Regions from separate parts of the Homo sapiens genome. Here region 2 is linked to region 1. A link is a loop called in an ENCODE intact Hi-C map of the cell type or tissue named here. Cell type or tissue: heart right ventricle. All regions are shown on one strand. Each heading gives the region's core, and the rest is flanking DNA. Links, peaks and the distances in the headings are about the cores only. Region 1 holds the start of COL5A1 (collagen type V alpha 1 chain). Region 2 overlaps LOC100506532 (a long non-coding RNA gene).

Region 1 (5,364 bases), core at 195-5,194:
GCTCACTGCTCTGCACAGCCCCTACTCCACCTATCAAGGTCTATCTCCCAGGAGGTGGGATGGGGCGGTCCAGGGAGGAGGCAGGGCAGGCAGACAGGCCAGGCAGCGAGAAGGCAGGGCGGGACGGGCAGCACCAGCTGTGTTCGGCTGAGGCGTGGCGGTGGGGAGTCCAGAAATATCTGCAGGGCGGGGTGAAGAGCAGGCTCTGGCCAGCCCCGCAGGAGCAGCCCAGGAGTAACATCACTGGAGAAACCACTGTGAGCCTGGCACTGGGAGCACGCCCCTGCCTGGGGCTGCCGCACTGCTGGGTGGGCACAGCCCTGGGTAGCAACCAAAACTCCAACCCCTCCGGCAAATCTGGACCACAGCAGGGAGAGGGCTTGGGGAATTCTTGGGGCTTCTGAGCTCCTCCCACTCACTGCTCTTTTATGGGGAGAGGGAGGGAGGGGGCAGAGGATGGAAAAGGATGTCTTTCCAGCCAACTTGATTGAGTCAGAGGAAATTTAACCATTTGATACCTGTCAAGTCTCACAAAACTTGGCCGACTCTCCCCACAAATTATTGCAAAAAGCAATCACGTGACTGGAGTCAACCAATGGCGTGTAGAGGAGATGACCTCAATTTCCAAATATTGGGGTCATGTTTCATTTCCCATACTCTCCTTCCCCGTTACACTGTTCAGCAGCCCCAAATGCAATCTTACTTTTCATTCCTTCACACACTTGGCCAAAAGAAAGCAGGCAAAAGAACTGTGTTCAGAAAACCCTCAGAAAACATCTGGCAGATCCGAAGATGGAGAAGACAGCAGGCACTTGCTGGTGGCTCCCCCCCGCGCCTGCCTCTCCAGTGGACAGCCGCCCCCTCCCCGCCACGCCTGCATTTCCAGTGGACAGCCGCCCCCTCCCCCCAGCGCCTGCATCTCCAGTGGACAGCCGCCCCCTCCCCGCCACGCCTGCATCTCCAGTGGACAGCCGCCCCCTCCCCCCAGCGCCTGCATCTCCAGTGGACAGCCGCCCCCTCCCCCCAGCGCCTGCATCTCCAGTGGACAGCCGCCCCCTCCCCCCAGCGCCTGCATCTCCAGTGGACAGCCGCCCCCTTCCCCCAGTGCCTGCATCTCCAGTGGACAGCCGCCCCCTCCCCCCAGCGCCTGCATCTCCAGTGGACAGCCGCCCCCTCCCCGCCACGCCTGCATCTCCAGTGGACAGCCGCCCCCTCCCCCCAGCGCCTGCATCTCCAGTGGACAGCCGCCCCCTCTGGCCATGCTCGAAGGATGACTTCCAAATAGGTCCCACCCTGGGAGGTGGAGAGACGTTGGCAAAACTCACTAAGAAAAGTGGTCTCTCCACATGCTTCTAAAAGTCTGTTCTGACAAAAGCAAAATGTCCAACTCCATAGCCTGCTGCTCTGGGCCATCCTCACTCCCACTTCCAACGAGCCGCACTTCGATTAGCGAGGGCAACCAGAGAGGGAAAAAGACAGTGTGGAGGTGGGGAGATGGGCAGGGAGGGAAATGGAACCCCAAGCCCAGTCCGGTGCATGGTCCCCAGGCAGTGCCCTGCCCCAGCTGTCTAGGGTGACGATTCCCCTGAAGGACTCCCTCCTGAGTTTCTGGGGAAAAGTCCCCAGAGGCGCTGAGACAGGGCCTAGTCCCCCGGCAATGGCACAGTCCCTGACCACACCTTCCTTCTCCTCTCCACTTTTCTGGGGACCTCTGTTGTCCCCCACCTTCAGCTAACCCCTGGAGAAACACAAGCCCAGTTAGCCCAGGGTCAGGAGAGAGTTGGTGGCGGCCCAGGGATGAGATCCCAGGTCCTGGGAGCCAGGCCAGGCTCCTGGCTCCTCCCCCAGAGCCCCAGGGCAGCCCCCACACCCAGACTCCAGCTCATCCAGTTAGCCCAACAAGCACTGATCGTGCCAGGGAAAAAGGAAAAGAGTGTTTTAATTGACAAGCGGAACACGGACAATGATTCTTCCCACTTGTCTTCCAATCGTGAAGCAGAGAGAAGCATTCTTGCTGGCAGGCGGCGGGCTGGTCCAGACGTTCGCTGAGCCCACCGTCCCATCGCTCTGCCCGCCACTTCTCCTGACCTGGCAGCACACAGCTCTGAGCCTCCATCTCCCCGCCTGTCAATAAGGATTCGGGGGACCTTCCAGGGCTGGGGGCTCTGATGTTCGAGAGTCTGTGAAAACCCACCCCGCCACTAACTACCAAGAGCGATGCCTAGAAAAACTCCCCCGTCAGGAAGCTGCGCCAGGGAGAGTTGAACCCTCGAGAACCCAGGCAGGGACGCAGACAGTCCCCGCCTTGAAGCGCCCTCCCCGGGAAGCAAGCCTCCTTCTAAGGGCTGACCCTTGGCAGAAGGAATCCCACATCTGCATATCATCCCAACCACTCACAGCCCCGCCTGCAAGCCCATCTCTGGCTTTGCTCCACGCATCCCATCTCTCAGCAGCGAATCCAGGAAAAGCTGCCTTCCAGGGATCAAGAAGTTTGGGGGTGGGATTAGGAGCAGGGCTGTCTACCACCCTGCAGGGGTCCCCAGTGCCCCCGAACACTTAGGTGACCAAGGCTGCAGGAAACGCTGTCCCTGGGGAAAGCAGGGCGCCAGCTCAGCCTAGAGTGACAGTGCCTGGGGGAAGTTCAGTGCTGGGGGCCCAGGCTTCTGGGATTCCCCCCATCCCCAGGAGTCCCGGGATTTGAAGGGCTGTAACTCTAGGGGGCGGCCCTGCCCGGTTTGGAGCAGAGGAAGTTCTGCTGTAGGGCTGTGAGGGCCCAAGCTGGGCGCCTGTGATGTGGGACAGAGAAGGAAGGTTTTTGGGACAAAAGTTTGCCCGCCTCGTGGACAACCCCTCCTGCTGATCCAGCCCTCGGTCCTTCCTCGGCTCGCGCGACAGCCCCACCCGACCCGCCCGTCTGGGGAGGGGGCGGCGGCGCGCCCGCGGGCATTGTGTCTGCGTGTCGTCATCTCGGGGGGGCCCCCAGCAAATGGCATTCGTGGTCTTGGCCCGTGCATTCCACAGGCCAAGGAAGAAAAGTTCTGCGGGCGAAGGCGCCCGGGGATGACAGCGGCGCCCGGGCTGCGCGCGCCCCATCCCGCAGCCCCGCGCCCCGGGGCGCCCTTACCTGCGCGGCTCGGAGGCGGCGCCCACAGCAGCAGCAGCAGCAGCGGGGGCAGCAGCGGGGCGCCCGGGCGGAGCGCGCTGCGCGCTTTCCAGCGGGTATGGACGTCCATGCCGGCGGGGCGCGGGCCGGGGCGCACAGGGGCGCTCGGAGGCGCGCGGGGACGCACAGGGGCGCGGGTCACGGCCCGGGCAGCGCACTCAGCAGGGACCGCACCACTTTAGGAGGTCATGGGGACCTCGGCACCCCCCGTTCTTCTTTGTGGCGGCGGCTGTTCTGGAAGGGGCGGCTGGCGCGCTCGCCCACGGGCGGGAGGGCTCGACTTTGGCCCGCGGGGCGGCCGGGACCCCGCTGGGCTAGCTCGCCCTCGCCTCCTCCTCCTCCTCCTCCAACTCCTTCTCGCCTCCTCCTCGCCGCCGCCGCCCCGCGACCCGCTCCCCGTGGGCGCTCCGCTCGAGTGAGGTCCTGCGCCAGCCGCGGGGACGGAGAGTGCGGACCTCGCCTTCGGCGCGGAGCACTTTTTTCCCCCTTTTCCTCCCTCCCTCTCTCCTGGAAGGCAGCCGCGGAGGCTGTCGATCCCCAACGCCCGCAGCAAATCAGAGCCCGGCGCTGGGCTCGGCGAGGCCAGCCCCCGCCTCCCACTGGGCGCCGCGGGCGAGGGGGTGGGGACAGCGGGCGAGTCGCAGCGAGGAAGGGGCTGGCCCGGGGCGGAGCGGACGTGGGGCGGGCGCGGCCCCCTGTTCTTTCTCTGAGAGCCGGTAGGCGGGCGGGCCTGGGGCGGCCTCGGAGCCCAGGGGCCCACCCTGGTCCCCCCACTGTTCCCACCCCAGGTGCCCGCACCTGGCCATGCTCCAAGAACCAGTGCAGAGGGGCCCCGAGGTTTGATCACTTCGGGTTAAAAAGAAAGTTGCAGTTTACCCCGCCTAACTTTTTCTTTAACGTGGAGGAGTTCAGAGCTCCTCTTCTGGGTGGAGACTAAACTTCCCATCCAGCCAGATCAGGGCGCCCAAGACTGTGGCCTACGTGTCAACCCGGACCGAGGACCTGCCTCCTAACTGCAGATTGGCACGGGACCGAGCTGGGGTCTGACTTCCCAAGAGCTCCCGGGACCTCCATGTGCTTGGACGGGAACATCTGGGTTATTAATCAGGCGAAGTTTGGCTCTGCGGCCCCCAGGCTCTCACCCCTCACTCCTGCCCACTCCCTGGTGGCCCCTCTGCAATAAAAAGGAAACCAAAGAAGGCATCCCCTTGGGAGTGACAGCTGGCGCAGGGAGAAGGCATTCCTGATCGGCTGCTCTCGGAGAAGAGCTGGGGCCCTGATTCTCCTGCCTGGCTTCTTTAAGCCCCTCGGGGTCTCCTCCAGCAGGAGGCCCGCCAGTCTCTGGGTGGTAGGTGGGCGTCTCTCCCTCCAGCTTCCCCAGGCCTGGCCTCCCTGCACAGCCTCCTGAAGCCTGACCCACACCCCTTCCCCAAGGGCTGCAGGGCTAGTTTTTTAAAAGGAGGGAATCAGAATGAATTAAGAACGATTTGCAAACCCTGGGCCATCCCCATTCCCTTTGAACAAACAATTTAGCCAGAGATGCCAGACAGGGCTGGGACTCCCCTCTCCAGTTACATCTCCAGACTGGGCGTGAAATTCCCCAAATGCTCTTTAATTCTCACCATTCTGGAAACAGGAGGTGAGAGAGGCGTCCGAGGTTAGGTTTGCCAGGATAGCCATGGCAGGCTCCGGAGCTGGGTGATAGGTCGCTGTTGCTAACTTGGTGATGAGGCTTTTAGTCTCCATATCTGCCACATGCGCTTGCATAGATATCAAATATTTCGCAGGAAAAGAATGAGAAGCTCTTCACACACAGACGTGGGGAGGTGCTTGAGATACATTCAGTAAAGCAAATGTTAGTTCTGACCTGTTTCCTTGTTGATTTTATTTTGTTTTACAACTTGTATAAGGCATATGTGATCAGGCAAAAATGTGTGTGAGTTGTGTGCATGTGTGTGTTTGTGTGTGTGCCTGTGTGCGTGTCTGTGCGTTGGTTAACCTGCAGCCACTGGCCCTTTACTTTCCCTGTGGACTTCAATGAGTGAGAAATTCCATCAAACCCCAGACTCCGCGCCAGCCCCAGCTGTGCTTGGTCCTTGGAGTGCCCCCGCCCCTACCAGCAAGGCCAGCTTCACCCCTGAAGACTAGGGGTGCTGACACAGGCCATGGCCTGGTTATCAGAAGAGAGTGGAGGCTTTCTG
Region 2 (5,364 bases), core at 129-5,128, 110 kb after region 1:
TGGCCCCCACTACTCCTGCTCCAGCACGTGCTCTGCTCCTGGAAGATGGGAGGGGGCACATAGCCCCCACTCAGGGTCTGCCCCTGCCTGGCCCTGCCTGCCCTCCCCAGGCACCCTGGGGCTTGGAGCTGTACCGGCCTCTGGGTGCTTTACAGACCCTACGGCCTCCTGGGTCTGCACGCCCCAGCTTTGAACCCTGCTCTAAGCAGTGCCTTGACCTGCCCCACCTGGGACAGCCTCATCCATGTCCCCAGACCCACCCAGCTCTGTAGGGGCCACATTCCAGATTGAGAGGCTGAGCCCTAGCTTCAAGGGCTCGGAGTCAGCTCGTTCAAGCCAGCACCGCCGGCACCCCCTGCGGATCCTGCCCCCGCTGATCCTGGCCCCACCGATTCTGCCCCTGCTGCACCCGTGCCACTCTCATGCTCCAAAATGGCTTGTTTTCGTTGTTCACTTTGGGGTTCTTTGGGGCACGTTTTTAAGTACAAAATATTTCCCAAAAATATAGAGCAGCACTGTCCAGTGGAACTTTCCCGATGATGGGCACGTCCTATATCGGCCCTGTCCCATTCGGTAGCCACTGGCCACTTGAAATGGGGCCACTGTGCCTCTGGACCTGCATCTAAAGTCCATCTTTTTAAATTCACCTGCATTGAAACAGCCAAGTACGGACCGTGGCTTCCACATTGCACAGCACAGGTTTAGAGAAGGTGACTCAGAACCAGAACTAACAGATCTCACGTTTGTTAAGTTTCTGTGACATTTCCGTTTCCCCAGAAGCAACCCCTGACACAAGGACCCAAGGATGGAGAGAATGCTGGGGGGAGAGGGGCCACCGGGGAGGGGGGTAGCCATCGAGAGAGCACGTGCAGCTCCACAGCCAGGTGTGTGCCTGGAAGAACTGAAGACAGGGACTCCAACAAGTGTGTGTTCACCGAGGTTCCTAGAGCACAATTCACAGAAGCCAAAGGTGGAAGCAGCCCAGATACCCCTCAGCAGAGGAGGGTCCACACGCGGTGGTCTATCCGGACAATGGGATGTTCCTCAGCCATGCAAGGGAGCAGAGCTCTCACACAGACGACCACACGGCAGAGCCTCAGAAAAGAAGCCAGACCCGAGCCCACATGTTGTGTGATTCATCTCCATGAAATGTCCAGAACGGGCAAATCCTCCAAGACAGAAGGCAGATCTGCGGTCACCAGAGGCTGGGCGCTGGAGGGGGAATGACGGGGGTGGTAGCAGACCCACAGTCACCAGGGGCTGGGGGGCTGGAGGGGGAATAACGGCGGTGATGGCAGACCCACAGTCACCAGGGGCTGGGGGCTGGAGGGGGAATAACGGCGGTGATAGCAGATCCACAGTCATCAAGGGCTGGAGGGGGGTGATGGGACATGGTACAAAGTTCTCTTTGGAGTGATGCAAATGTTTTAGAACCGGACAGAGGTGGTGGCTGCCTCACATCATGAAGGTACTAAATGCCATGGAACTGCTTACTTTAAAATGGTTATCTTTACATTATGTGAAGCCAGTTCCCAGGGAGGGTGATGGGGAACCCTACGGTGATGCTCTGGAAAAAGGGCCCAGAATTCCCCTCCCTCTCAGGGGTAGGGAGTTGGGATATGTATTCACCAATGTCCACCTCCAGCCCCATCATGATGGTGAGGTGTGCCAGGGACACAGAGATGCAGCCACTGGGGGCTGGGCTGTTGGAGAGGGTCCCTGACAGGGGTGGGTGCAGAAACTGCTACCCCTGTTTCTTAATTCAACAGTGATAATAAAGCTGTCCAGCCCCGAAGACGTGCCTCTGTATGTCTCCCCTATCCCATCTGCCCTCCCCAGAGACCCCCATTCTCCTGGGTGCATGTTTGTCATTCATCTGTGCAGTAGACAGAATGGTGGCCTCCAAAGGTGTCCCAGTTCCTGGAACTGGGAATATGTCACCTGATTTTGCAGATGTAGTGGGGCAGTGAGTCCAGTGTAATTAATCAGGTCCTTACAACAGGGAGGCAGGGGGGTCAGAGTCAGAGAGAGAAGATGTGAGGATGGAGACCAAGGTCGGGGAGAGAAGATGCTGCTGGCCTTGACGACGAAGGGTGGGGCCAAGAGCCGAGGACCGCAGGTGGCCCATAGGTGCTGGAGGGGGACTGCTCTCCAGAGCCCTGCCCACACCTGGATTCTAGACCAGTGAGACCAATGCTGGACTTCTGACTTCCAGAGCCATAAGATAATCAATATGTGTTGTTTTAAACTACACGTTTTAAATTCACGGCGATTTGTTACGGCAGCAGTAGGTATAGCATTTGTGAAATGTATGAAATTGAATATACATATATTTCTTTCCCTGACTTTTCTCCCTCAATCATATTTGATATTCATCCATGGCAAGGTGCGCCTGGGGGCACACGGAGCCATTATCCGCGCACCTAACTGCCGTGTAATATTCTACCACGTGGATACAGCCCCATTCTTTTGTCCAGCCACCTGTTGATGAGCCTCTGAGCTGTGTCCGTTTTGTTGGCTTTATAAGCCATATTCCTATAAACATTCTCTTCTGTCTTCCTGTTATATAAACAAGGGTTTCTCTGGACTACCATGTTCTGTTATTTGTTTATTCAGCAAATAGTTCTTGTGCATCTGTGCTCTATGCTGAGTGCAAGCCGGGGCTCCACGCAGCTGGGATCCGCCACCCACACACCCGGGGCACCATCAGGCTCTTCGCGGGTCCCTCAAGTCCCCTTACCTGGCCCTACATGAGCAGGAAGCTCTTTCATCCCCACAAGCACCCTATTTACAGGGTCATCACATGAAGCTAAGAATATCCCACTCCCAGGCGGGCAGCCGAAGTCACCTGCCCAGGTAAGCCCGAGGTGGGGCTGAGCCACGACCTCGTTCTTCCCAGAGTGCAGAGCCTTCACTGGTCCTCTGCCGAGTGAACTTCCTCCTCTTCATGAGGCTGTCCCCAGCACCTAGCTGTCAGTTTGATTCCCTTTGATAGACGAGAGAGCCCTCGGGGAAGCCGGTCTTTTCTCCACTCAGGCCCGAGGCCAGAAGCTCCGCGTTTCCGACGTGCTTAGAATATGTGAGCAACTATCGAAACAGTGAGGCCATTCTTTCGTGCGTCCAAAATATCCCTACTGACCTCTGCGTCCTGCTGGGCATTCGGCTTGGGGATTACGAGGAGGGGAGCTCCTGCCCCTCCAGCCTCGAAGGCACATCCAGTCCAGAGCACACGGGGGCTGGGGGCTGATTTCAACAGGAAATGGGGGACTCACTCCAGCCCAGATGATTCAGGGACCGCTGATTTACAAAGGGAGTGTTTGCAATAGTGTGGGTGAAGGGAGCCCCAGGAGAGTGTGGTCACAGGGCTCTCACCGCAGGCCCAGGGAGGAGGGAGGCAGCACTTCCGATCCCCATGGAGTCACACCTTGGGAGAGCTGCCACCTCCATGCAGCTGCACGGCCACCCTGAGACAACCTCACAGGGAGGGCCCTGGGAACGCCCACCCTGCCTTCCCTCCTGTCACCCCGCCCGCCGGCTGAGCCTAACCTGGAATTGGAGGGGAAGGGGGCCTTTGGCACTGTCTACCCAGGACCACGTCCGGTTACAGAGCAGAGCCGAGAAAGGTGGAGGGTGGGTATGGAGGGGCCAAACAGACCCACCGGCAAATGCATCATGTGCCGTTGGAAACACTGCAGTGGCGCCTCAAAAAGCTAAACAGAACTACCAGGTAACCCAGCAATGATACTCCAGACATAGTCCCAGTGGAATTGGAAACAGGGGCTCGAGTGAATCCACACACAGGCTCCCAGCAGCCCTATTTCCAATCCCCAAAATACACCAACCACCCAAGTGGGACAGGCGAATGGATACACAAACTGTGTTCGTTCCATACAGTGGAATATTATGTGGTCATAAAAAGGAATGGGGTTCTGATTCCTGCTACGACATGAATAAGCCGATGAAAAACACCACACCACACACTATGTAATTCTATTTCTTTTTTTGCAGAGGTGGGAGCAGGGATGAAGTCTCACTCTGTCACCCAGTGCAGTGGTACAATTTCTGCTGAAGGCAACCTCCACCTCCTAGATCCAAGCGATTCTCATGCCTCAGCCTCCCCAGTAGCAGAGATTACAGGCACACACCACCATGCCTGGCTAATTTTTATGTTTTTTAGTAGAGATGGGGTTTCACCATGTTGGCCAGGCTGGTCTCAAACTCCTGACCTCAAATGATCCGCCTGCCTCAGCCTCCCAAAGTGCTGGGATTACGAGCATGAGCCACCGCATCCAGCCTATAATTCTATTTCTATGGAATATCTAAAATAGGCAAATTCACAGAGACAGAAAGTAGATTAGAGGTTACCAGGGTTGGAAGAGGGAAGAATGGGGAGTTAACTACTTAGTGGGTGTAGTTTCTCTTTGGGTTCATGACATTCGGAAAACAGATAGTGGTGGTTACACATTGCCAATGTAATTAATGCCACTGAATTATATACTTAAGATGGTTGAAATGGCAAAGGTTATTTTGGGTTTTTGTCATTGTTCTTGTTGTTGTTTGAGGAAGGGTCTCACTCCGCCACCCAGGCTGGATACAGCGGTGCAATCGCGGCTCACTGCGGCTTCAGTGTCCTGGGCTCCAGCCATCCTCCCGCCTCAGCCTCCCTAGTAGCTGGGACTACAGGCCTGTGCCACCACACCCAGCTAATTTTTTAATTTTTTTGTAGAGACAGGGTCTCACTATGTTGCCCAGGCTGGTCTCAAACTCCTGGAATGCTTAAGCGATCTTCCCACTTTCGCCTCCAAAAGCATTGGGATAACAGGCGTAAGCCATGGCCCCGGCCACAAATTGTATGTTTTATATATTTTACCACAATTTTTAAAAATAATAACATACCAAAAAACATTGAATCATACACTTTAAATGGGTGAGTTGTTTGGTATATAAAATAAATCTCAATAAAGCCATTTTAAAAAAAGAAAAAAAATACACCCAATACATTCCACCCCTTTTGCCCCTCAACCTCCATGTACTCGTGTCCTTCCTCTGGCTGAAAACTTGCTGTCCTCCACGTGCTACCATGTCATCATGGGTGGTGTCTGGACATGGCTCCTCGTGAGATGTGACAGATCAGCTACCACCAAGGCTCTTCACATCAGCGGAGTGGAAAGAGCAGAGGCGGGAAGGAAATGACAGGAGCAGAGCTGCCGCCATCCCGCTTCCGGAGCTGGCCTCGCACCCAGGTCAGCACTCCTAGCTCCTTTCTCCCAATGCAGGTTCTGCGTTCCTCTTGTCCTCTGCCACGGCCTCGGCTGGCAGGGTGACCCAAGGCTCCCCATAACAGACCTGGGTCCTGCCTTGATT

Evidence for each region. Peaks named below come from ENCODE experiments on the same cell type or tissue, not always from the same donor. Only the 100,000 strongest peaks of a DNase experiment are listed, where the experiment ranks them.
Region 2: a loop joins it to region 1, with 2.1 times the contacts of the local background. A loop is called at or near these places in 8 of 110 quality-filtered maps.

The regions. Positions count from the first base shown.
Region 1 is chr9:134,640,057-134,645,420 of GRCh38, reverse strand. It overlaps COL5A1 (collagen type V alpha 1 chain), which reads right to left and starts at 3,618. Exons shown (of 66, transcript NM_000093.5): 1 at 3,125-3,618. The coding sequence starts at 3,233. RefSeq lists enhancers at 93-677, 1,933-2,639. In heart right ventricle, for the core only: CTCF peaks have their summits at 2,717 (motif pointing right) and 3,903; DNase peaks (open chromatin) are centred at 230, 580, 2,542, 3,770 and 2 weaker places; H3K4me3 peaks cover 4,233 bases; H3K27ac peaks cover 4,271 bases; H3K27me3 peaks cover 814 bases.
Region 2 is chr9:134,532,115-134,537,478 of GRCh38, reverse strand. The region is part of intron 2 of LOC100506532 (a long non-coding RNA gene); the gene reads right to left. Among named protein-coding and RNA genes, the nearest start is that of COL5A1, 110 kb to the left of the region's middle. In heart right ventricle, for the core only: no CTCF peak of the experiment used is centred there; no DNase peak of the experiment used is centred there; H3K27me3 peaks cover 2,995 bases.